Linked DNA regions of Homo sapiens: region 1 is linked to region 2. Evidence: chromatin loops called from intact Hi-C (ENCODE). Cell type or tissue: B cell. All regions are shown on one strand. Each heading gives the region's core, and the rest is flanking DNA. Links, peaks and the distances in the headings are about the cores only. Region 1 overlaps SKAP1 (src kinase associated phosphoprotein 1). Region 2 holds the start of LOC101927166 (a long non-coding RNA gene).

The links. A loop is a pair of places that touch in the nucleus more often than their neighbours do. Peaks named below come from ENCODE experiments on the same cell type or tissue, not always from the same donor. Only the 100,000 strongest peaks of a DNase experiment are listed, where the experiment ranks them.
Region 1: it touches region 2 in a loop (2.8-fold over the local background); 34 of 110 quality-filtered maps call a loop at or near these places.

Annotation. Positions count from the first base shown.
Region 1 is chr17:48,348,405-48,363,112 of GRCh38, forward strand. The region is part of intron 3 of SKAP1 (src kinase associated phosphoprotein 1); the gene reads right to left. Among named protein-coding and RNA genes, the nearest start is that of SKAP1-AS2, 61 kb to the left of the region's middle. In B cell, for the core only: no CTCF peak of the experiment used is centred there; a DNase peak (open chromatin) is centred at 10,067; H3K27ac peaks cover 1,028 bases.
Region 2 is chr17:48,437,783-48,446,471 of GRCh38, forward strand. It overlaps LOC101927166 (a long non-coding RNA gene), which reads left to right and starts at 7,051. Exons shown (of 6, transcript NR_110804.1): 1 at 7,051-8,149. It also overlaps a transcript of SKAP1 not described here. In B cell, for the core only: no CTCF peak of the experiment used is centred there; DNase peaks (open chromatin) are centred at 1,949, 2,339, 3,719, 6,829 and 1 weaker place; H3K4me3 peaks cover 1,925 bases; H3K27ac peaks cover 1,191 bases; H3K27me3 peaks cover 1,219 bases.

The DNA of each region.
Region 1 (14,708 bases), core at 6,709-14,708, 83 kb before region 2:
TGTTTTAAAAAACATGCAGATCAGGAAGGGCTTTTTTTTTTAGTGAACTTTTTATTTTGGAATAATTTTAGATTTATGTAAGTGTTGCAAAGATAGTACAGAGTTCCTACATACCCTTCACCCAGTTTCCCCCAATGTCAACTTCTTACATAATTGAGGTCTATCTGCCAAAACCAATAAATTAACATTGGTATATTGCTATTAACTAAACTACAGACTCTATTTGGATTTCACAAGTTTTCCATTAATGTACTTTTTCTGTTTTGGGATCCAATCCAGGGTATCACATTGCCTTCACAGTCTCAGTTTTTAAAGTCTTACCCAAAACACCTGCCTGGATTTGGCACTTGCTTTCCTAACTTCAGATGGAAAAGTCACTTCCACGTGATTCCTATGGTTTCTGAGTATAGTCACCCAAGGTGTGCTTTCAACAGCCACCCCTGGTGTCAAACATGAGACAGTTCCTCTGTAAAGTACACAACGACATAGATATACAACTCAATGCAGCAAAACAGAGCCTAGGTCAGTAGTACAAATGGTTGTGGTGCGGGAACATTTAGAAATAAGCTTTACACCCAAGTGCAATTAGTTCCTGATGATGGAGATGTTGTTATAAGTGTTTTTAGTGTCATATCAAGTGACCCAGTTCCCTTGGGCACACACAGAAACAAGGCTATAATACCATATAAATATACACTCCCATGTAATTGAAATGATTACAACTACTGAGGATGCATGGGTGAAAAGTTTTATAGAAGAACAGCAATTATTGTGGTCATTTTGGATTTGTTTAAGAACATCATTTTTCTTTAAAACATAACTGTACGTGTTCTCTGGATTTGTCTATAGCTCTGACAATTGCAGTTCTAAATGGCCACAACTGTAGTCCAGTGGGATCAGACATAAATGATCACAAACTATAGTGACAGACATTTCCACTCAGCAGCTCTACAATTAGGGCTTAGAACTCTATCTGCTTAGAGTGGATTTCTCACAAGCAAGACCCCTTGCCACTGGAGACACATTTTCCCACTGCAACTCCCTCAGAATCAATATATTTCTATACAGATATATATTCTAACACATCATATCTCCATTAATCACATCCACTACCTTCAGTCCTTTCTCTTTGTATTTCTAAACAAGATCTAGTGGAACTATATCAAGGGTTCACCTGCTATTAGCAGGTAATTTGCTCCTGTAGCCTAAGTGTCATAAGAATTGGGCGTTAGATACACTCCTTGGTATATTCAATGGCAGGTTCTCCACCCAGTACATGTTGAGGGGCCCATAAGCAGGATGATTTCTCTATTCTTTTCTGAGAGTCAAACTCAATTTCATTCATGCTCCACAGAGTGATAAGTTGTGAATTTCTGAGGGTTGGAGCAGAAAGATAAAGCAGCTTTGTGTCAGGTGTAAGGTAATTATTTCCTAGGGTTTCTGTGCTATTTGTTTTTATTCCCTGTGTTTTCATTAACAGTTAATGAGTTTTCCCCCTTAATTCTGAAACAATAGTCTTGGCCACTAGAAGTTGGCTTTTTCTGCCACAGATTCAACCAGCTGTTGCTGCTCCATAAACTTTATGGAGAAGTGAATTAAACTGCTAAAACTTCATTTACTAATTCAATTCCAAATAAAACAGGGAGAAAAATGAACCATGATGATGTTCCCCTTGTAACTATTTTAGTTCACAGCAAATCCGTTTAGTCCTGAATTTGCAGATACTATTTTGAGACAAAAACAGGCCATAATGACAATTTTACCAGAGAAATGAGAAAGAAATTTAAAAAGACAGAAAATGGTTTAAGCATTAAAAAAAGTGAGAAAATAACAAATAACAGAGAAAACATATATGTTTGCTTATTCAATATGTAAAGTCTCGATTTTTTTTGTTAGTCTACATCATCGTCTTTTATTTCTCTTCAAATTAATTGTGAGCTATATTATAAAGACTCTATTCATATTTGCAACCAACTGTTTATATGGCGTGGTTAAAAACTAAGGTTTGCAGCCGGGCGTGGTGGCTCATGCCTGTAATCCCAGCACTTTGGGAGGCCGAGGCAGGCAGATCACCTGAGTTTCGGGTTTGAGACCAGCCTGACCAACATGGAAAACCCTGTCTCTACTAAAAATACAAAAAAATTAGCCAGGAATGGTGGTGCATGCCTGTAATCCCAGCTACTTGGGAGGCTGAGGCAGGAGAATCGCTTGAACCCGGGAGGCAGAGGTTGCGGTGAGCCGAGATTGTGCCATTGCACTCCGGCCTGGGCAACAAGAGTGAAACTCCATCTCAAAAACAAACAAACAAAAAAGAACAACAACAACAACAACAACAAAACACTAGGGTTTGCTATTACTTCACCAAGTATCTCTGGATTATATAAGGAAATTTAGATTAATTTAAAATTGAAAAATTTTAAATTATTGTTGTTGTTGGAAGGAAACACATGACTTCCTATTCTATTTAATATTTAAGATCCCATAAGAAATACAGCTCCCTCTTTAAACTAATAAATTCTCACTAAAATGCTATAAATAAAGCTCCCTGATCCAAGTCCAGTTAGTTTTCATGCTTGATAGCATTAATATTGCCAGATTTTCATGGGCCAATTTAATAGTAATACAGCTCCCAAAGCTGAACTATAGTAAGGTTAGCAAAACTGCAGCTTATTGGTCCTTATTATAACCATTCAACTAAGTTATTGAATCTAATACCAACTAAAGATATATGTTGGGTACAGATGTGACCATATATGAAATGTTACTCACACATAAGTATATTATAGAGCACATTTGCTGCACCAAAACTAAAATTCTGTCAACACTTCCATTATAAATTACATACCATTTTGCACATATTCATGCATTAGAAAATGTACTGTGTTTTCCAGAGAACATCCTAGAGGCTTCACCAATTTCTAAATATCCATTTGGATCTGTGTGGTTAGTTCTTGTGATTAATCCATGTATAGTGAAGGACTCAAATTCTTCTCTGTTCTATACAGTCGGACTTTCTGCCTATCTCTCTTTTTTTTTTCCTTTACTACACCTATCTATAATTCAATGTATAAATATTCCTTTTTTCCCCCCAAAGCCCTGGCAGTGAGTGTAATGGTACTGAATGTCATTAAGTCTACAGAATAAATGATAGGTCAGGTAAAGAAAGTTTCCATTTATCATTCTTTTAAAAAGTTGCTCCAACTGGATCTCAAATGTACAAGAAGTAAATTGAACCTAAGACTACAGTTTTTAGCTTAGCTTAGTAAAAAACTACAGTTTTTTACTGTTTGCTAATTATGTAATCATGCTAAGAATAACAGCCTTCTTAAGAACCTTTAGAGATAACATTTGAGGAGAGTGGCACAGTCTAAATAATCACAAATGGAGCCAAATTGATTAGACACTCTTAGTATAATCACTATAACAACACCTGTGAATCCAACAACCGAAAGGGCAGCATAGCTTAATGATATTCTCAGAATGAACTATATCTGTCAGTGGTGGATTGGACAGGAAAATGTCAGTGGGAGCTAATTGAAAAGTTCTTTTTTTCTTTTTTTCCCTCAAGAAAATGGTCCTTTGTAATGCAGTTTTTAATTTTGACCAGTAGGGTGAGCTGTAGTGTGTAGCATCATCCTAGTTCTTAAAAAAAGAAAAGAAAAAGAAACAAGAAAAGAGAAAAAAAAAAAAAAAGCAGCCACTGTCTTCTCCTCTCCCACCCTGTAAGAAAATGCTGGGATTTTTAACCCTTCTTAGGTTTCACATAAAGGCATAACTCCTGGATGTTAACAAACTGTAGGGCTGGCAGCAACAAATATAAACCAGATAATTGTATATGTGACAACCCACACTTCATAAAGCAAATTACAGCCTGTCAGCAGTCATTCCAGCTTCACACTAACACATTCCATCTACCACTGGTATTGTTCAACTGGTACTAAAATGGAACCTGCTGAGTGGGAATATTTTCAACAGTAATGAGATTTTGACATAATTCAAAATATATAAACCTAGGTATTTGGTAGTATGTGGATAAATATATTGTAAAATGAATGCACTTATCATATGGCAACCAGGCAATCATAATCTGGAATTATTGGCTCATAGTTCTGTTTTCTTTGGGCCACTGTATTCTCAGTCCTTAATTCTTATTACAAAGCTATCCAACTGAATTTTCAGTATCTTTTGACATATAGGAGAAAGTTAGCTATAATAATAATAATTATATAATAGCTAGCTAAACTCTTACTGGGTACAAGCTCTGGGTCAAGACTTTTTGTGGACTATCTCATTTAATCCTCAAAACAATCCTGAGATGTATTATTATCCCAAAGATGAAGATAAAGAAATTGAGACACAAAGATGAAATAACTTACCCAAAGTCATATAGGTGACTCATAAGTGGCAGGGCCAGGCTTTCACCCCAACTTGTCTGATTACTAAGCTCTTGTTCTAATCCACTGAACTATATAGCCTGAAAATCTGCATGTTTAATAAATCATGATCATTACTCAAAGGCAAGGCATATTGAATGACAGCCAGTGAGTTGACTTTATGGTATATACTATCAATTAGTATTTTAACTTTAATAAAGTAAATCTATAAATTATGATTATTAGTGATAATAGCAGTAGTCACGTTAGGTATGGAGAGTAGAACTGACAGACAAAACAAAATTTGGTCAATGATTTGGTCAAGAAAGAAGTGGTCCAATTCATAGTTGAAATTTATTATCGAGTAATGTAGTAATTTTTTCAAAATATCACTTTTTGGTATGAATTTCATGCTTGCAAAATTTAGAACAGCCACCTCAGGCTTAGTGAAATCAATATACTGATTTTTTTCCAGCACCTTCTGTTTGATTCTGTTGGATACTTAAATATAGCATTGACCTGGCTTGGTTAAAGAATGTGTTTCCTTTCTGGCACCATCATGCTTTAAGTCTCAGAGCAGGAAAAGCCTTTGAAAAATATATAATGCCACATAAATGTAGCAATTTTATTACTATTGGTTCATCTTGCTTTCTTGTCCCATCTTTCCTTTCTCCCAAACAGCAAGTTGTAGTAGGCCTTAGCACTTATTTACAATCCTGATACATTTTGGGGTCTACTATGCCCCAATTGGTAAGCCAACATTACTTAAGAAACTTCTTGAGAGAAACTACAAGGCTAGTTGGATTCCAATATCTTCCATTAAAGAAGAATGAGATGGCCGGGTGCAGTGGCTCATGCCTATAATTGCAGCACTTTGGGAGGCCGAGGCAGGTGAATCACCTGAGGTCAGGAGTTCAAGATCAGCCTGGCCAACATGGCAAAACCCCATTTCTACTAAAAATACAAAAATTAGCTGGGCGTGGTGGCAGGTGCCTGTAATCCCAGCTACTTGGGAGGCTGAGGCAGAGAGAATTGCTTAAAACCCAGGAGGCAGAGGTTGCAGTGAGCCGAGATCGCGCCATTGCACTCCAGCCTGGGTGACAGAGCAAGACTCTGTCTCAAAAAAAAAAAAAAAGAAAAGAAAAGAAGAAAGAAGAAGAGGAAGAAGAAGAAGAAGAAGAAGAGGAAGAAAAAGAAGAAGAAGAAGAAGACATGTTGTACAGGCTACAGGTAGATATAAGAAATGTTTTTCAAAAGTCCAAGGAGTAAAAATAAAATAATACATAGTAAAGAATGGATTATGGGTAAGATTAGCAGGCCTAAACATGTGAGCCAGCTTTTAACATACTGAAGAAAGGGTAAGTTTTCTTTGTGATAACATAAACCTCCAATACCACTAAAGCTGTAATGGCAAATGGTGACAAGATTCAACCTCCCCATGCCACATCCCACTCCAAACAGGGATTCTCATTCACATATTTGACAACATGTATGTAACATCATTATCAACAGCCAAAACCTCTCACTGTCAAGAATTCAGTTCAATATTTGGTTCCTTGGAAAAAAAGTTTCACATGAAAAAGTATCTCTTTATTTAAAAAAATTACTTTTTAATTGAGGCATCACTAACACAAGTAAAGTGCATAAATCTTAAGGGTAAGTGGTATCACTTTTTAAGTTTAGGAAAATACATTTTAGAGATTAATCATGATCAATAACTTTTCCAGGATGGCAAATGTGTGTTAAATTCACATCAGCTGACAAGGACCGATAGGGTTCACAAGATTGGTTCTTCCACTACTTGCCTCACAAGAGTCAGCAGAAACTGGAATCTTTATTTTATATGTCATATAAATCCCCTTGCCTATAACTTAGCAGTCCCTTTCCTGTGCTAGTGATACTTAGCCATCTTCATAAACAAGTTTCTGAGAGAAGCATGTGTTGATGAGAAGCCAAATGAAAAATAAATGCTTTCTAATAGAATTGGGTCCACCTATTACATTATTTAGCCTCAAAATATCAAGCAAATTCATTGGGTTTCAGGTCTGAAGTCTTAACCTACTTACTCACAAAAAAGTTTTAAGCAAAAAAAACAAAAAAGCTTGTATTCAAATGGACTACACTTTTCTCTCAATATTTTGTGTTTAGAACATGAAAGTTTGTTAGAGGCACAAGTCTTGATGAACACTAATTCTTATGTAAAAATTCTATGCTCAGAAACTGTACTCCTCACCTGATTTTCTGTGTTAGTCCAGGAATAATACCTTCTAAGAGAAATCATTTATAAGTTGTTTTTTTCCTCAACCAAAGTCCCCTGGGCTAATCAAACAAACTTAAAGCAGTCATTAATTTTCAGTGACTTGATTTTCCTTGACATCTATGTGAAGACGAAAATCTGAAGTTCTGTGAACTTCTAAAAAGACTAAGATGGGGTAAGAAAAGATATCATTATCAGTCACCATGAGTATTATACAATACTAATTTAAAATTGTTATTATTTTTGTTTTGTTTTTGTTTTGAGACAGGGTCTCACTCAGTCACCCAGGCCAGAGTGCAGTGGTGCAATTGCAGCTCCCTGCAGCCTTGACCTCTCAGGCTCAAGTGATCCTCCCACCCCAACCTCCAAAGTAGCTGGGACCACAGGTGCACACCCCCATGCTTGGCTAATTTTTGTATCTTCTATAAAGATGGGGTCTCTCTGTATTGCCCAGGCTGGTCTGGAACTCCCAGGCTCAAGCAATCAGCCTCCCTCGGCTTCCCAAAGGGCTGAGATTACAGATGTGACCCACCATGACTGGCCATATAATTTATTTTTAAATTCACTTTTTCACTTGAGGCCAGGAGTACGAGACCAGCCTGGCCAACATGGCAAAACCCCATCTCTACTAAAAATACAAAAATTAGCCGGGCATGGTGGCACATGCCTGTAATCTCAACTACTTGGGTGGCTGAGGCATAAGAATTGGTTGAACCTATTGGTGGGGGTTGCAGTAAACTGAGATCGTGCCACTGCACTCCAGCCTGGGTGACAGAGCGAGACTCTGTCTAAAAAAAAAAAAAAATTCACTTTTAAGTGATAAGTAAACTCAACACACCTATATATACCAACGTTCTCAAACATTAAACAACAGAGAATGCTGCTGTTTTATACCATCATCAGGGCCTTTCCCATTAATTAACATTTCAAAATAAATAGGCCAGGAGCAGTGGCTCATGCCTATAATCCCAGCACTTTGGGAGACTGAGGTGGGCAAATCTCTTGAGCCCAAAATTTCGATACCAGCCTGGTAACATGGTGAGACCTTATGTCTACAAAAAATACAAAAATTAGCTGCGCATGGTGGCTCATGCCTGTAGTCCCAGCTACTGGGGAGGCCAAAGTGAGAGGATCACTTGATCTTGGGAGATGGAAGCTGCAGTGAGTGAGTCGAGATCAAGCCACTGCACTCCAGCCTAGGTGACAGAGCGAGATTCTGTCTCAAAAACTAAAATAAATAAATAAATAAATAGATAGATAGATAGATGAAAACTTGAGTGGGTAAGAAACTGCTAATCATGATTCTACTGAAAAATAGATTACTACCATGCTGTTTTTTTGTTTGTTTTGGAAAGCTTCTTTATTAAATAAAAAAAGTTAAGTATGCCCAGAGCAAAACCTTCAAATGTTACAGGAAGGCATATAATGAAAGTTCATCTATCCTCTCTTCTCTTGATCCTTCTCTCCAGAGACAACCATTGTGAGATTTCTTGGGTGTTCTATGAATTTTTGTATCTAATATAACAAGGGTCTCTGTGTGTGTGGCATATGTATTTTTTTCCTCTTTTTAAACAAATGGTAACATTTGTTCTGTTCTGTATCCAGCTTTTCTTCCTAACCATTTATCTTGACAACTGCTCCATATCAGCAATATAGATTTATCTCATTTTTTATTTTAACCAGTTTTTAACATTAAAAAATAATACATGCACATGGTGAAAATTCAAATAGTACCAAAGAATATTCTCTCTTTCATTCATATCAGTATCCCCCTCAACAGTGATTACCACTGTTAATAGATACATATGTATCCTTCCAAAAATATTCTATATACAAATAAAAACACGTGTGCTTGTGCCACACACACACACAGAAACAAACTATACACACTAGTTTGCTCAAATTACCCTTTTCATCTAACAATACTCCTTGGAGAACCTTCCATATTACGTATTACATACATATTACATATATATGTATCATTTTCTTTTAACTCTATATAGCATTCCATTAAATGGGTGTATGTTTATTTAACTAGTCCCCAATTGCTGGGCATTTAGGCTGTCTGTTTGCTATTCCAAACAATGCTATCATGAACATCCTTGTACATAATACATTGTATAGGGAATACAGAAGGCAGCATTACCTGATTCCAATGATTTCTTTTACCTGCATAAAATTTAGTTCTTTTTTTATATCTTAATATCATCTACTACAGAATAGGAAGGACTTTTAGAAAGGACATAAAAATCTTGGGAAATGTTAACTTTAGAAAGGAAAAAAGTGAGTCTTTTTGTTAAAAAAAAAATCTTTTGGCCGGGTGCAGTGGCTCACGCCTATAATCCCAGCACTTTGGGAGGCTGAGGCGGATGGATCATGAGGTCAGGAGATCGAGACCATCCTGGCTAATACGGTGAAACCCTGTCTTTACTAAAAATACAAAAAATTAGCCGGGCGTGGTGGCGGGCGCCTGTAGTCCCAGCTGCTCGGGAGGCTGAGGCAGGAGAATTGCTTGAACCCAGGAGGCAGAGCTTGCAGTGAGCCAAGATCGTGCCACTGCACTCCAGCCTGGGTGACAGAGCGAGACTCTGTCTCAGAAAAAAAGAAAAAAGAAGAATCTTTGATAGTCATTGCAAAACAATTGCTGCATTAATTTTGAAATGCATTATTCTGCCCTTTTAAAAATGCATTATTCCACTAAAAAAACCACCCTACCAGTAGATGTATAGGAAGTAAATTATTTGAAAAGGTATCAAAATTAGTAATTAACTTCAAAAACAGTTTGTGTGTGTGTCCACTTGCTACAGATTAATTTGTATAAAATGTAGCAAATAAGAAAAAGGGGGAAAATGCCTGAAGGAAGTCAAGCCACAAAAGCAGCTGTCAAGACTGTTGATGTTAAAAGGTTGAGTCAAAGCCAAAGGCAGGAGTATTCAGCCTGGGTTCATTTCCCCCTTATTAAATCCCCAAAAGACATGAAAAACATGCTGGAATATTTCTTTTTTTAAAAAGTAGTATAGGTTGAGATAGTCTAGGTTCAAAACCAGTGCTTGTGTTTATAAAATATCAGCATTCCAGGAATAGTGGTGGAAAGATACTTAACAATAAATTATAAATATTGTAAATTTAGACTTTTTCTTACATTTGCAAACACGTCATAAATTTGGGCTGTGTTTCTTTGTATAAATCCTACTTATGACTGTGCTAAAACCTTTTGGCATGAATGCAAAGAGTATTTTCATAAATAAAATTTAGTAAAATCACTGTACACTCCATTAATTCAAAAACACTTCTCTTCAACTTCAAAGGAAATTTCCTTCCTCTTTTTTTTAAAGTGTAAAGATGGTGTTTCTTTGCTGCTTTAATGTTTTGCTTCTTGTAGTTGTCATAACTACATGCTCCAAGTATGTGACCATAAGGGACAAGAAGTTAAGCAACATTTGTTCTTCCATTCAACATGTCTCAGACACCATATAGCAAAAAGCTTGTAAATCTAGCCTCTGAAGTGGCTACCACCAATAAAAATGCTCTCTATAAATACAAACCTTACAAATATATACATGGTGAGTTTCATGGCCCTACACCAGTGTTCAGCTATAATGAATGAATGAATTTTATGAAAAGATACATGAAAATTTTATTATCAAGGTTTTATACATGTATGTACTTGCCTCGCCCTACTTTGAGACATAATATTTGTTACCACTTTAGTAAGTGCCTACCATGTGGCAAGCACTCCTTATGAGTTATAATCTCATTAAAACTCATTACAACTCATAGTAACTGTGAAGTAGATATTATTAGTGAGATTTTATACATGAGGAAACTGAAGCTTCGAGAATTGATGTAATTTGCCGTAGCTAACAAAGTTTCTAAGTAGAGGAGCTGGGATTCGAATTCAGGTATGATTTCAAAGCTTAGGCTCTTTCTATCATAAAACATTAACTTGAACAACAATTTAAAAAATCAGTTCACTATTCTATGTACTTTATATCCAGATGCATAAAGCAATATATGCATTAATATACTAGATCTCATGATAGAGATAAAAGAAAAATGTTACATTTTTAATCAATCTCAACCTTTTTCTTTTACCTTTACATTATGGAGAAGTTTAAACATGTATAAAAGTAGACAAAACAGTGTAATAAACTCCCATATATACATCATTCAGCTTCAACAAGTGTCAACTTATGGCCGATCTCATCTCATCTATATTTACCCTGTTTCTTTCTCCTCTCCCATATTATTTGTCAGACATTATATATTTAAATATCATGGCACACCTCTCTCTGAAATAAAGAACTGTTTTTAAAAAAATTAACCATAATACCACTGCTACACCTAAAAAAATCCAGTAGTTTCCTAATAACATAAAATAACCAGTGTTCAAATTTCTAATTCTCTCATAGATGTCATTTTTTAATAGTTTGCTTGACTCAGAATGCACAAAGTTTATACATTCGTTGGTAAACCTCTTAAATCTCTTAATTTACAGTTAACATGGCTTTATAATTTCCTTATTCACTTAGCACTATTTGTTTTTGCCAGGCTATATTTTTATTTGTTTATTTCTTTGTTTGTGTGTTTGGGACAAGGTCTCGCTCGGTCTCCTATGCTGAAGTGCAGTGGCGCGATCTCGGCTCACTGCAGTCTCAACCTGCCAGGCTTGAGTGATCCTCCCACCTCAGCCTCCCAAGCAGCTAGGACTACAGGCCTGTGCCACCATGCCCAGCTAATTTTGTTTTTTTTGTAGACACAGGGTCTCACCATGTTGCCCAGATTGATCTCAAACTCCTGGGCTCAAGCAATCTACCTGCTCAGCCTCCCAAAGTGCTGGGACTACAGGCATGAGCCACTGTGCCTGGCCTGCCAGGCTATATTATTAGGCATCGATTTACTTTGACGTGAATATAGGCTTGCCATTTCAAAATGAGATTTTTAAGCTTCACAAAGTAGAATTTTTTCATAATGAAATATACTGAATAATTTTCTCAGAAACCTTTTACACCACTCATAGAGATACTCAAAGAATCTTTAAGTTGGCAAGAGATTCCACTGGCCCATGTTTACCACTACCACAAATGTAATGTGAGTGACCACTGGATAAAAAAAAGATATTATTCTATATAATATTCCCATGGTCTTCCCTAGATTTTTATTTAAATATTATGTCATTTGTTTTAGATTCTGGGTCTATGGTGGGAAATTCAATCTAATATTCATGAAGATTTTTTTATAGCAAATAAATTTTGAATTATAAACATTATACCTTATAATCAAATTTTTTATTAAAACTATCACTAACTCATTTTATAAAAGGGGAAACTGAAGCAAAATGAAGGAAATCAGTTTGCTCAATAACTTTAAGTGATATTGCCATCAAATCTAAGGGCAAAATTAATATTCCCTTATCGATATCACCTTTTAGATATTGATTACTGAAATTATAAAAATTCCATGGCAAAAACTCCGCTGGCTTTTCTTTGTAACTTTAAGTAAAAAATTAAGTAGAAATTTTTTTTGAGTAAGCAGGACATGAATTATTAAAGCAATATTATGTCTTATTGTCAAGTAAAAATAAAAAGCCTCTTTCATGTTCTCCAATTATGTTTAAGCTCATTAAAAGTGCCCTTCCATTTATATCCCCTCTACATTAAAGTAATGTATTCTTTGGATCATGTTTTATTTTCCCTGTTTCCTTTTTAAAATAAATATCATTCAGGAAGTTGACAGTGGACCAATAAAAAAACGCAGGTGGAAATGTGAGAGAAAGAATTACCATTAATGTCCCATTATGATAAATAGAAACTACTGGCTTTTTTTTTCCCACTATGTCAAGGTACTAAGCTCGATGCTTACACACATTACTACTAATCTTCAACAACCTTGCAATGAGACAGTGAAAAACAGTCACGAAGAGTATGGGCTCTCGACCTCTGGAGATAATGGGCTCTAGAATCCATACAGGGTTTCTTATTGGGGTGATGAAACGTTCTGAAATTAGATAGTGGTGATGGTTGCACAACTTGTACTGTACTATACTATACTATACTATACTATACTATACTATACTATACTATACTATACTGTACACCACTAACTTGTACCTTTTAAATGGGTAAATTTTATGGTATGTGAATTATATCTTGATAAGGCTGCCTTGGTTTTTTTTTTTTTTTCTTTTTGAGACAGAGTTTTGCTCGTGTTGCCCAGGCTTGAGTGCAATGACACAATCTCGGCTCACTGCAACCTCCGTCTCCCAGGTTCAAGCGACTCTCCTGCCTCAGCCTCCCAAGTGGCTGGGACTACAGGCATGCACCACCACTCCCAGCTAATTTTTTGTATGTAGTAGAGACAGGGTTTCACCATGTTGGTCAGGCTGGTCTCGAACTCCTGACCTCAGGTGATCCACCTGCCTGCCTCAGCCTCCCAAAGTACTGGGATTATAGGCATGAGCCACCGCACCCGGCCAAGGCTGCTATTTTTAAAATGTGTGCTACTAAAAGGATATACAAATAATGGATCTTTTATAATTAAAGACTATTTTCCTTCCAGGCACCAGACCTGGTTTAGTTCAAATATCTTGAAGAACTCAAGTGTGTTTTTAGGCAGATGCAGAGTTAATAAAATTCATCCCATCATCTTCTTGTACAGAGGGTCCTGTCACAGATAAAAATGCTCAGAAAGTTTGGGGCCAGCATTTCTGTTCTTTCTCACTCCCATCCCAACACCACCCAGTTTTCCAGGGCTTTTAAGATTCTTCTGCTAGTTGTTCTCTTTCTTACATATTTCTAATCTTTTCATAATCTTAAATTGTCCTGTTGTACCTTATCTAAACCACTTACTCCTCCTACCCATCCCACCAGCTTCTGAAGCACATAATCAGCTAAGGTCTGATCAAAAGGGCAAGGTAAAAGATACCCTCTCACTAACTCCTCCTACCCCTGAAAATATCTGTGAGAAGTCATGAGACTGGGGGCTAGGGCATGAGTTTTTCTATGTCATCTTTCCTTACATTTACTTCCAAATGCACTAAGACTTTGCCACATATATTTAATCATTGTCAAGAAGCAAATACAGTTTTCTGTTCTAAATAAACTATTTTCACTTGTCTCCTTGGCTGCTCTACCTCTGTCCTCTCTCCAAGAGAGAAAGGATGGGTAGAAGCTGCTTTATGTTGAAAGATGACTGCAATGCCAGCATTTCAAGAATCTGGTAAGATGTGCCTTTTGTCTTTTTTAGTCCCATATAGTCTCTTGTGTTAAGCTCCAAAATTATTTTCTCTTCTCAACCTATTCCTATACCACATCTCTGACACTAACTCTTTATTTCTCCTTTAGGTAATTAATTCTACCCTCACAGTTCCATTCATTTCTGCCAGTTCACAATCATGTGCTTCCCCCTGTGGATTTTGGTTAACATCTGTTAAACCCTGAACTATAGGGCCATCCCCTGAATAGTGCAATTCACATTTTGCGAAGCAAATTGCTACATTATTACATAAAATTATCCACTGCTCAATCTATGTTTTCAGCTATAAATGCTTTAGGACAGTGAGATATGTAGTAACAGCACATCACATTACGTAAAATAGTGTAAGTGCTCCAACTTTAACTTATGAGAGTCAAGAAGCTTTGAAAATGTATGGTTTTTATTTCTTAAAGATGGCTTTAAAATAAAGCTTTATAAAAACTTGAAATACACTAAAAGCATGAGCCAGAAAAATAAAAATTTTAATAAAACTTATAATCACTCACAATTTTAATTTATTTAAGGTATTACTATTCACTGAGGTTGGATACAGTGACAACATTAAGAGAATAAAAAGTACTTAAAAAGTTTACAATTGGTTAAGAAAGTTATAGAGCAAAATAGTTTATAAAGCTATTTGTAAGTTTGATCTAAAACTCTGTGATTATCTGAGAAAATAAAGCCCCTCCATTTATAATAAATTAAGATAATATTCAGGTTGATGTTTCTGACATTCTCAACCAGAGTACTAAAAAGAAGGAAGGCAAATACTTTAAAAGATATCCCCTCAAACTGTTTGAATTCGGAAAAAAATATTTCAATTC
Region 2 (8,689 bases), core at 1-8,000:
ATTGCTGTTTTCCTGGTAATTCAAGCTCAAAATATAGAAGTCATCTTCGACCCTTCCTCACTCATTCTAAACAGCCACTAAGGCCACTAGTCTTACCTCCTCGCAGTGGCTTTTGAATCCTTACCCTCCTTGCGTCCTTAATGTCACCTCTTTGGGTTTGGTTCTCAATATCTTTGTTGGGAAGTGATATGTTGAAATGGCTTCTAACCCGGCCTCCCACATCCAATTTCCCCACCATCCCATGCCACCCCTCATATAAGCTTCAGAGTATATATCCCAAAGCATGGCTCTGACCCCATCAAAGAGGTGATAGAGTATAGAATGTAGTGGTCCTAAAGTCAGACAACCCTGTGCTCAAATCTGCCACCGCTTGCTGTGACCTTGGACAAGTTACTTATCTTCCATATGCCTCAATTTCCTCCGCTGTAAAATGGCAATAGTAACTGTATTCTCAAGGTTGTTGTGAAGATCCAAAGAGCTAATATATGTAGTGCTTACACCTGCCTGCAGCATGGTAGGTGCTTTGTAAAGTTTAGTGATTACTGTCCCTGCATTCCCTGCAAAAACTAGCACCTGTCAGATGCTCAATAAATATATATACAAATTATCCATAATCTCTCATTTGATCTTTCTTACTCATTAAAGATATATTTGAGGAGTGGCCAAGATATAGGTATCATTGGTTGCCAAGGATGAGAGTTTTCCTCTTTATCAAGCTAATCTGCCTTTAAAGAGATGAATAGAGTGTGGCCTTGGCTTCCTTGGCACCAGGCTCTAACAAATCAAGGTTATCAGATTCTCCCCACCCACCTCCAGAGATTTCCTCCCTGCCCTATCTATTCTAGAATACTTCTAGTGTTCTCCAAACCACATGGGGGAAACACTGATCTGGAAGGCGTGAGATATTAACACCTCTTTTCACTTATTGCAGCAAAAACAAAGTTTTCACTATAAATAAAGACCCTGCAAAGAACCAATCAGAAAGAAGATCATATCCTAGGAGTCTGTAGTCCCTTTAGTCTGGAGAGCTGCCAGCAGGGCTAAGCTCTACAGAAGGGCTGGGGTTGTGGCAGACGGACACGACTTGGGGAGTGTGTGGGAGGGTTGATGGCCTAGAGATGAGGCTAGTGAGAAAGAAAAAGGGAAAAGAGAGTGAATGAGAAGTTGAATGAAAAGATAAATAAGTGGAGAAATAGAAAACATCATAAAGAAGTCTTCATAGTTTGAAGGATTAGAAACTAAATCAAACAGATCCACTTCATTTCCTGAATTGTAATTTCAGGCTATACCATGTTCTACCTCCAAGGACAATTGAGTAGCTTCAGGGAATGGCTGTAAATTCCTAAAGAAAAGTGCCTTGTGGATCAAGCTGTTCCTATCTGCTGCTGTACTTTTTAGCATCTGCACTTTCAACACAATGACACTTCTTATTGAGTAATATGTGATATTTTGCATCATGAGACTATTGATGCAGAATTTCCTTTTTCAGAGCTCAATATTCCAATCAAAGCCTGTTGCATCACATCACTGAGGCCATCCACTTAATGACAAATTGTAAGATGCATATTGCAGAATATTCATGTTCATTTTATGCTCACAGTGCTTGAAATCTCCTCTAAACAGCCTCTGCTCTCAGCCTATTAAGGTGCCCGTGTTATCTACACTTCATTCAATGGTGTGGAAATAATTGTCTTGAGACGAAAGAAAAAATTGATGGTCACAAGCCAAGTCAGCACTTGTGTTCTTTTCTTACTCTGTTGAATCTGGTGTTATTTACCTCTTCCAACACCTGGGACTCCTGATAAGTCACTCCCATGATAGCTTTTTCCAGGACAGTGCTATGGGGTCTTTAGAATAAGTAGGGATCCTTCATAAGCTATATTGTTATCAGCACAATTCATGCAGCTACCAGATGTGCAAAATAGAAACCACCAAGGGCATTCAGGCAAAGGGGGCTTCCCCAGCTCCATATGGCCACTATGACATGTGCTCATGAGTTGGAGGAGGAATCAGAGAAAAAATGAGATGCACTAAACATGAGGGCCTGTGTTCTTGCGAGAAAATGCTTATATTCTGACAATGTTGGGGCCCTTTTTTACTGCCCTTCATCTGCTATCCCAGCACCTGCACCCTATAGCCTGACTCCCTACAAACCTGGCTCTACTAAAAAGACCTTCCTGTTAGAGACAGGTGGGCCCTTTTCTTCATCTCTTCCCCTTCCTCTTATCTCTGGGACGAAGCACCAGGACGCGGGCTGGTGGAGGAGAGCAATTGCCCCTGGCAGCTGATAGTTCAGCAATGCGGCCTGCGACTTTGCCTTTAAATATCAACCACATGCACAGAAAACACCCTGGCAGCCTGAGAGGTTTCCATGGTGACAGAATGCAGGCCATGACCTCTGTAAATGTAATCAGAGCACTGGGATTGGTGTGCAAGACAGGTTTAATTTCTCCTGCAATGGAAGCTCTGTGGTCCTGGCCCTACATAGGCTTCATACGTTGACAGACAACCTGTTTATCTCCACCAGGGCAGCTCTACATATGGCAGTTCCCTCTGCCCCAGAGCTGCTTCCTCTACTGTCTGAGCAGGCTGCAGGATGTAGAAGGTCACTGAGGACTGGGACAACAGTCATATCAATATCTGGCATCCTTGCGCAGTGTCCTTGGGAGGTGAGACTGTCCCTTATACAAAGAGCAGCTGTGGCGTAAGGGTCTGACCAAGGACTCAGAAGATTGGCCAAGGTTTTCATCCCTGCTGTGCCACCAACCTTGTGACCTAGGGCAAGTCATTTAACCTCCAACTTTCAACATCTTCACTCCAAGGAGAAAATGCCTGGGAAAGGGAAGGCCAAGGGCTTCCAAAGTCCGCAATTTAAGATGGTACCCAATAATGGTTAATGTGAGGATCCTCCCACCCTCAGTGGACTCATACCCCAAGAAATGAATGCTAGTCACTGGTGTCAGTGCTGCCAGTGGTGAGGGGAAGGCTCACTGTGGGAGAGGCTCAGCAGGACTTCCCCACCTCTATCCTGAATTGGAACAAAACCAGGATGCATTTTTTCTAAGCCAGCCCAGAGTAGTAGACTAGAGTTTTGCACTAAACTGACAGGAAACAGACAGAGGCTCAGAGGGAAATGTAGCTGCATCAAAGGAGGACCCCACAGCCTCTTTCCTTAAACTCCATGCAACCTCAGCAAAGAGTTTCTTTGGTCACTTGGATGCTAGCACCCCGATTCCATTTCTAATTCACATGAGATGCTGGCCGACTTCAGTTGCCAGTTATCCTGCTTCTCTGATTCTTTCACTTTTCCAGTATAGTGTTCTAAAAAACAAAAACAAAAACCAAACAAACAAACAAAAAAAGATTTGGACTAAGATGAGATTCATAGGGTTGCATGAAACATTTTTCTTCCCAGAGGGAGCTGGTCCATAAGATTCCCCTTGCAGAATGAGATTCAACAAGGAATCTCAGAATTTCAGAGCTGGAAGGAACTTTAGAAACCCTTTTACCTACAGAGAGAAACCTGAGGGACTAGCCTGGATGTCCCTGGGTTACAGCAAATTAATGGCAGAACCACAAGAGCATCAGGGCCTCACTCTGCTTGGCTGAGTATTAATTTACCTCATGGGTGCTTTTGAACCTCAAACTAAAATAGAGGGGAAGTGGGGGGAGGATTCAAAAGTGGTTGATGAACATTAGAATCAGGAAATGGTGATTTGGTTGAATCTACAGATAATAGCTTTACCACTTCCTGTGTCAGCTGATGCCAAAAGAGAGAAGATTCTAAAGAAGAAAATAGTTACGTGACAGAACTGTGGGCTTCCACACAACTGTCTCCACCCAGGCCATACTCTTTCTCTAAGGCCATTGAGGAGAGTATAAACCTGATTGCTCAGGGGTTTCATTGGCTGGTGTCCAACACAAAATCACAAGATCAAAGAACAGTGGAGTTTATAGGAACCCCAAGAGAACATCTGGTCTGACATTATGTCTTCTGGTTGCTGAGTAACTAAACCATCTAGGACAGGTAATTTAATTGTCTTTCCTTTTTATTAAAGGACTCAGTTTCCCAACTATAAATGAGGAAATAAGGTTCCTTCTAGGTCTAACATGCCAGAACTCCATGATCTCGAAAGGTGGAGATTTCCCAACCTTTTCCAGGATCCCTTTACAGCATTTAACGCATATCTTGTAAGTAGCAGGCTTCCCTGGCCTCAAGCTTAACATCATCAGTGTGGCAAGCACCAAGGGTTTGTCCAGCTCCCAGGGATTACCATGGACTCCAGGAACATGCACTGAAGTTCCTTTTAGTGTTTTAAGGAGGAGGAGGAGGCAACCATTTATGTAATTCTCATGTCGGTCCAAGTTGTTAATACTCCAGTAGTTGGTAGGCCCAACCTGAGTGCGTTGTGGCCATGGGGTGTGGTGGGGTGTGAGGTGGTGTCAATTACATAACAGCTCCTACAGAAACTGTGTGGAATAGGGGAGAAAAGAAATTCTTAGACAACACAGTTGGTTATTTCTGGAAGAAATGGGTAGGTTTGCTGCACAGAAAAAGCAATCTATCCATCATACCCCTTGTTCTTCAGACCTGCCTATGTATGCCTGAATCATTATAGAAAAGTTTCCAATTCTGAGCCCTTGAAAATCAGGGATATGATTATGCTCACTCCACTCACTGAAGCCTTAGTTCCATCCTGCCTGGGACTCTGCTATACTTGGTGTTACATTTTTGGATGTGAAATGTGCAGGGTGGACTCAGACTCCACAACCACTTGTCCCCTTCTTGGCCAAGTCACCTTCTCCTTCCAACTTCTCTAGGTAAGTAAATGGCACCATGGATAATCCAGTTGCCCAATCTGGAACCCTGGGGGGTCATCTTTCTTCCCTCTTTCTTCCTCTGCCAAGTCTAGCTGGAAAATATGTTTCAAACAATCTGTTTCTCTCTAGTCTGTTGCCACCATCCTGGTCCAAGCCACCATCATCTTCTACCTTGCAACCCTCTGGTTTTACGCCCCACCAACCCATTTTCCACCCTAAAACCAGTGATGTCATTTTTAAAAATCTGCCCATGCCTCTTTCCTAATTAAAATTTTAGTAGCTTCCCAATATTTCACTTCCTCACAATGGCTAACAAGCGTCTACCATCGCCACCACCATAACCTCCTGCTTATCTTTCTAGCCTTGCTGCCTGCATGGACCCTTTACTCTCCATCATCTTCAGTAACAGACTTCCTGCAGTTTTTCAATGAGTCATACCCACTCCCACTTCCGTTTGCTCACATGTGCTGTTCCTTCTGTCTACAACACTCTTCCCCTTCCCCTTCACCCAGCTAACTCCTACTCATGCTTCAAGTCTCAACTTCATTTTGTCTGGTTAACCAACCTTGGCTCCCCAGACTGGGTTATATTTCCCTCTCCTACATTCCTGTAGCATTTAGCACCTGCTATTCAAAACTCACATCCCATCTGTAATTATTAAAATTATTAAAAGTAATGGCAAAAACAGCAATTACTTTTGCACCAACCTAATACTTGTCTACCTGCCACCTGTCTTCTCCTCCTGAGGGTTCAGATCTTACCTATCTTATTTCCTAATGTATTCCCAGCAACTGCTATGCTTGGTGTATAGTAGGTCCTCAATAAAGGATTACTGAGTGAGTGCTACAAGGTAAGTCTGTTTGTTTGTTTGTTTGTTTGTTTGTTTGTTTGAGACAGAGTCTTGCTCTGTCACCCAGGCTGGAGTGCAATGGTGCGATCTCGGCTCACTGTAACCTCTGCCTCCTGGGTTCAAGCAATTCTCCTGCCTCAGACTTCCGAATAGCTGAGATTACAGGTGCGTGCCACCACACCTGGCTAATTTTTGTATTTTTAGTAGAGACAGGGTTTCTCCATGTTGGCCAGGCTTGTCTCGAACTCCTGACCTCAAGTGATCCACTCACCTTGGCCTCCCAAAATGTTGGGATTACAGGCGTGAGCCACCATGCCTGGCCTGTTGGGTTTTTTAAAAATAATTTTATTTTGAAATAATTTCAAACTTACAGAAAAGTTATCATAGTATCTAGAACTCAAGTATACCATTCACTTGGAATCATCAATTATTAACTTCGATTATTAATTATTAAATTTAATAATCATCAATTATTAAATTTACTTTATTTTTCATAATAAATAAAATGTTAATTATAGAAAAGTAATTAGTACTAGATTAATTTACATTTTTTTCTGAATTTGAGAGTAAATTACAGTCATCACGCTCCTTTTCCCTAAAAACTTCAACGGTATTTTCTAAGAATGAGGATATTCCCTTAAAAATAACACCTAGTACGAGGCCGGGCGCAGTGACTCACGCCTGTAATCCCAGCACTTTGGAAGGCTAAGGCGGGTGGATCACTGAGGTCAGGGGTTCGAGACCAGCTTGGCCAACGTGGTGAAACCCCATCTCTACTAAAAATACAAAATTTAGCTGGGCGTGGTGGCATGCGTCTGTAATCCCAGTAACAGGGGCTGAGGCAGGAGAATCGCTTGAACCAGGAGGCGGAGGTTGCAATGAGCCCAGATCGTGCCACTGCACTCCAGCCTGGGCAATAGGGTGAGACTCCGTCTCAAAAAAACCCACAAACACCCAGTATGGTTATCAAAATGAGGAAAGTTAGCAAAGGGCACATGAACTTTAATTCAAATATGTGTTATCATTTTCAGAGAAGTAGAAAGTGCTAGGCAAACGTGGCAGTCTGGGATTAGGTGCATGCATTCATAAGGTAACCTCTCTCTCTCTCCTTCCCCTCTCTCTGCCCTTGTTCAAGGGCTTTCTCTAAAACTAAAGCTGTGGTTGCCAAGGCAGAGCCAAGCTGGTTGTGTCTGGTGTTCCCTCAAGCCCCCACTTGCACTAGTAACTTCTCTGCACCACGCCCATTTGTCGCTGCCTATGCAGTCCTCTATCGGTAGGCTGGAAGGCTCCTGAGCAGGTTAGCTTTCTTTCACAAAGTCCCAGCGACAGGAGGAAGCCCAGTCCACCGGAAGTGAAGGTTGGAGGGAAAGGTGAAGGACAGGAAGTGGGAAGATGACTCCTGGGACCCATAATCATGCATGAGCAGTTCAGAGCTTCCCAGAAGGGAAGAAGACAAGCTGTAGGGGCAGTAAGATTTGCACACCTTGGGTCCTGGGACCATCCTGCTCAGCTGAGTAGAATACCAAACGAGGGTGTTTCTGAGCTGCACTTCACCTCAGCCAGGCAATCGACAGGAGAAGCAGCGAGCGAGACCGACAGACTGTCACTGGCAAAATGAACTGTCACCTCCCATTTTTCAGAGGCACGGCGGGATGAATTGCAGCCTTGAACCTTGCGGCCCGCTGTTGATTGAGTTCCGCTGTCTTAGAACCCCGTCGAACAAGGCGAGTTCATTTCAGACTGACGTACCACCGCTTATCAATTTAGGAGCCAGTAAAATTAACCGCTTCGGAGCTGATTTTCTCGGTCCCCCTGCTTGGATTCCGCATGCAGAAAGGTCACCAGATAAATCTCTCTGGGTCCTGCTAGCATGATATGCAGCTAGGAGATGGGGTCTCAGAAGAGGAAGCTGAACCAAACAGCCCACGCCCAAAAAGGTCGCTGAGGCCCTCTTACAGCCACGGATTGTGGCAGTGGTGTGTGACAAGTCGTGCCTTTGCTAACTCTGCTCTGCCCACATCAGCAGCATCTGCTCCCAAGAGATACTGTGGTTGGGTAGGATTGGGTGGCTGAGAATGGAGATGCTACAGAAGCCCCCGCAGTCTTTCTGCAGAGATCTCTGTATATTCTTCTGCTTTGCATCCACAGGGCCTTACACATAGTAGGCACCCGCTAAATGTCTATTAAACTGAATATGACTTGATGTATGCTTTACCATCAATCGGTTTGAAAAGTTTAAAAGAAGTTAGCATGGACAGGGCCCTGGTGGAAAGAAAAAAAAGAAATGTTTATCCAGGAATATCTTTATTGTCACCGGACATTCATGGGGCCCAGTCCATGCTAAAAATCCTCTGGCAACTTGAAGGTCCTTAGAGCACAGCAGGAAGCTCACCAGAACAGAGTTCCTTGTCTCCAGAAGAAAAACTGTCTCATGCCACATTCTCCCCTCACACACATACAGCTTTTTTGCTCATAAAGGCCTGTCCAGTAGGTCTAATTCACGTATCTCAGGGCTTCTCCTCTCCTCTGCATCCGGGACACAAATAGTTTTCTCAACACCCTTTGAACCTCTTGTCACCATGGCAGACTATGGCAGTGTTCATTTCTGGATATACAACCAAACTGTTCTCAGGATAATTTAAAGGTTTGGACTCTTAGACATGCTCTACCTCTATCTAAAAACATCCACTTTTCACCAAAGGTCCTCATCTCAGAGGGACAGGGGACATCTGGTTTGGAAGACTGCGCAGGAAATAAAGACTTATGGGCTGGGCACGGTGGCTCACACCTGTAATCCCAGCACTTTGGAAAGCTGAAGCAAGCAGATTGCTTGAGCCCAGGAGTTCGTGATCAGCCTGGGCAACATGGCGAAACCCCATCTCTACAAAAAACACAAAAATTAGCCAGGCGTGGTGGTGGGTGCCTGTCATCCCAGCTACTCAGGAGGCTGAGGTGGGAGGATCGATTGAGCCCAGGAAGCAAAGGCAGCAGTGAGCTGAGATTGTATCACTGCACTCT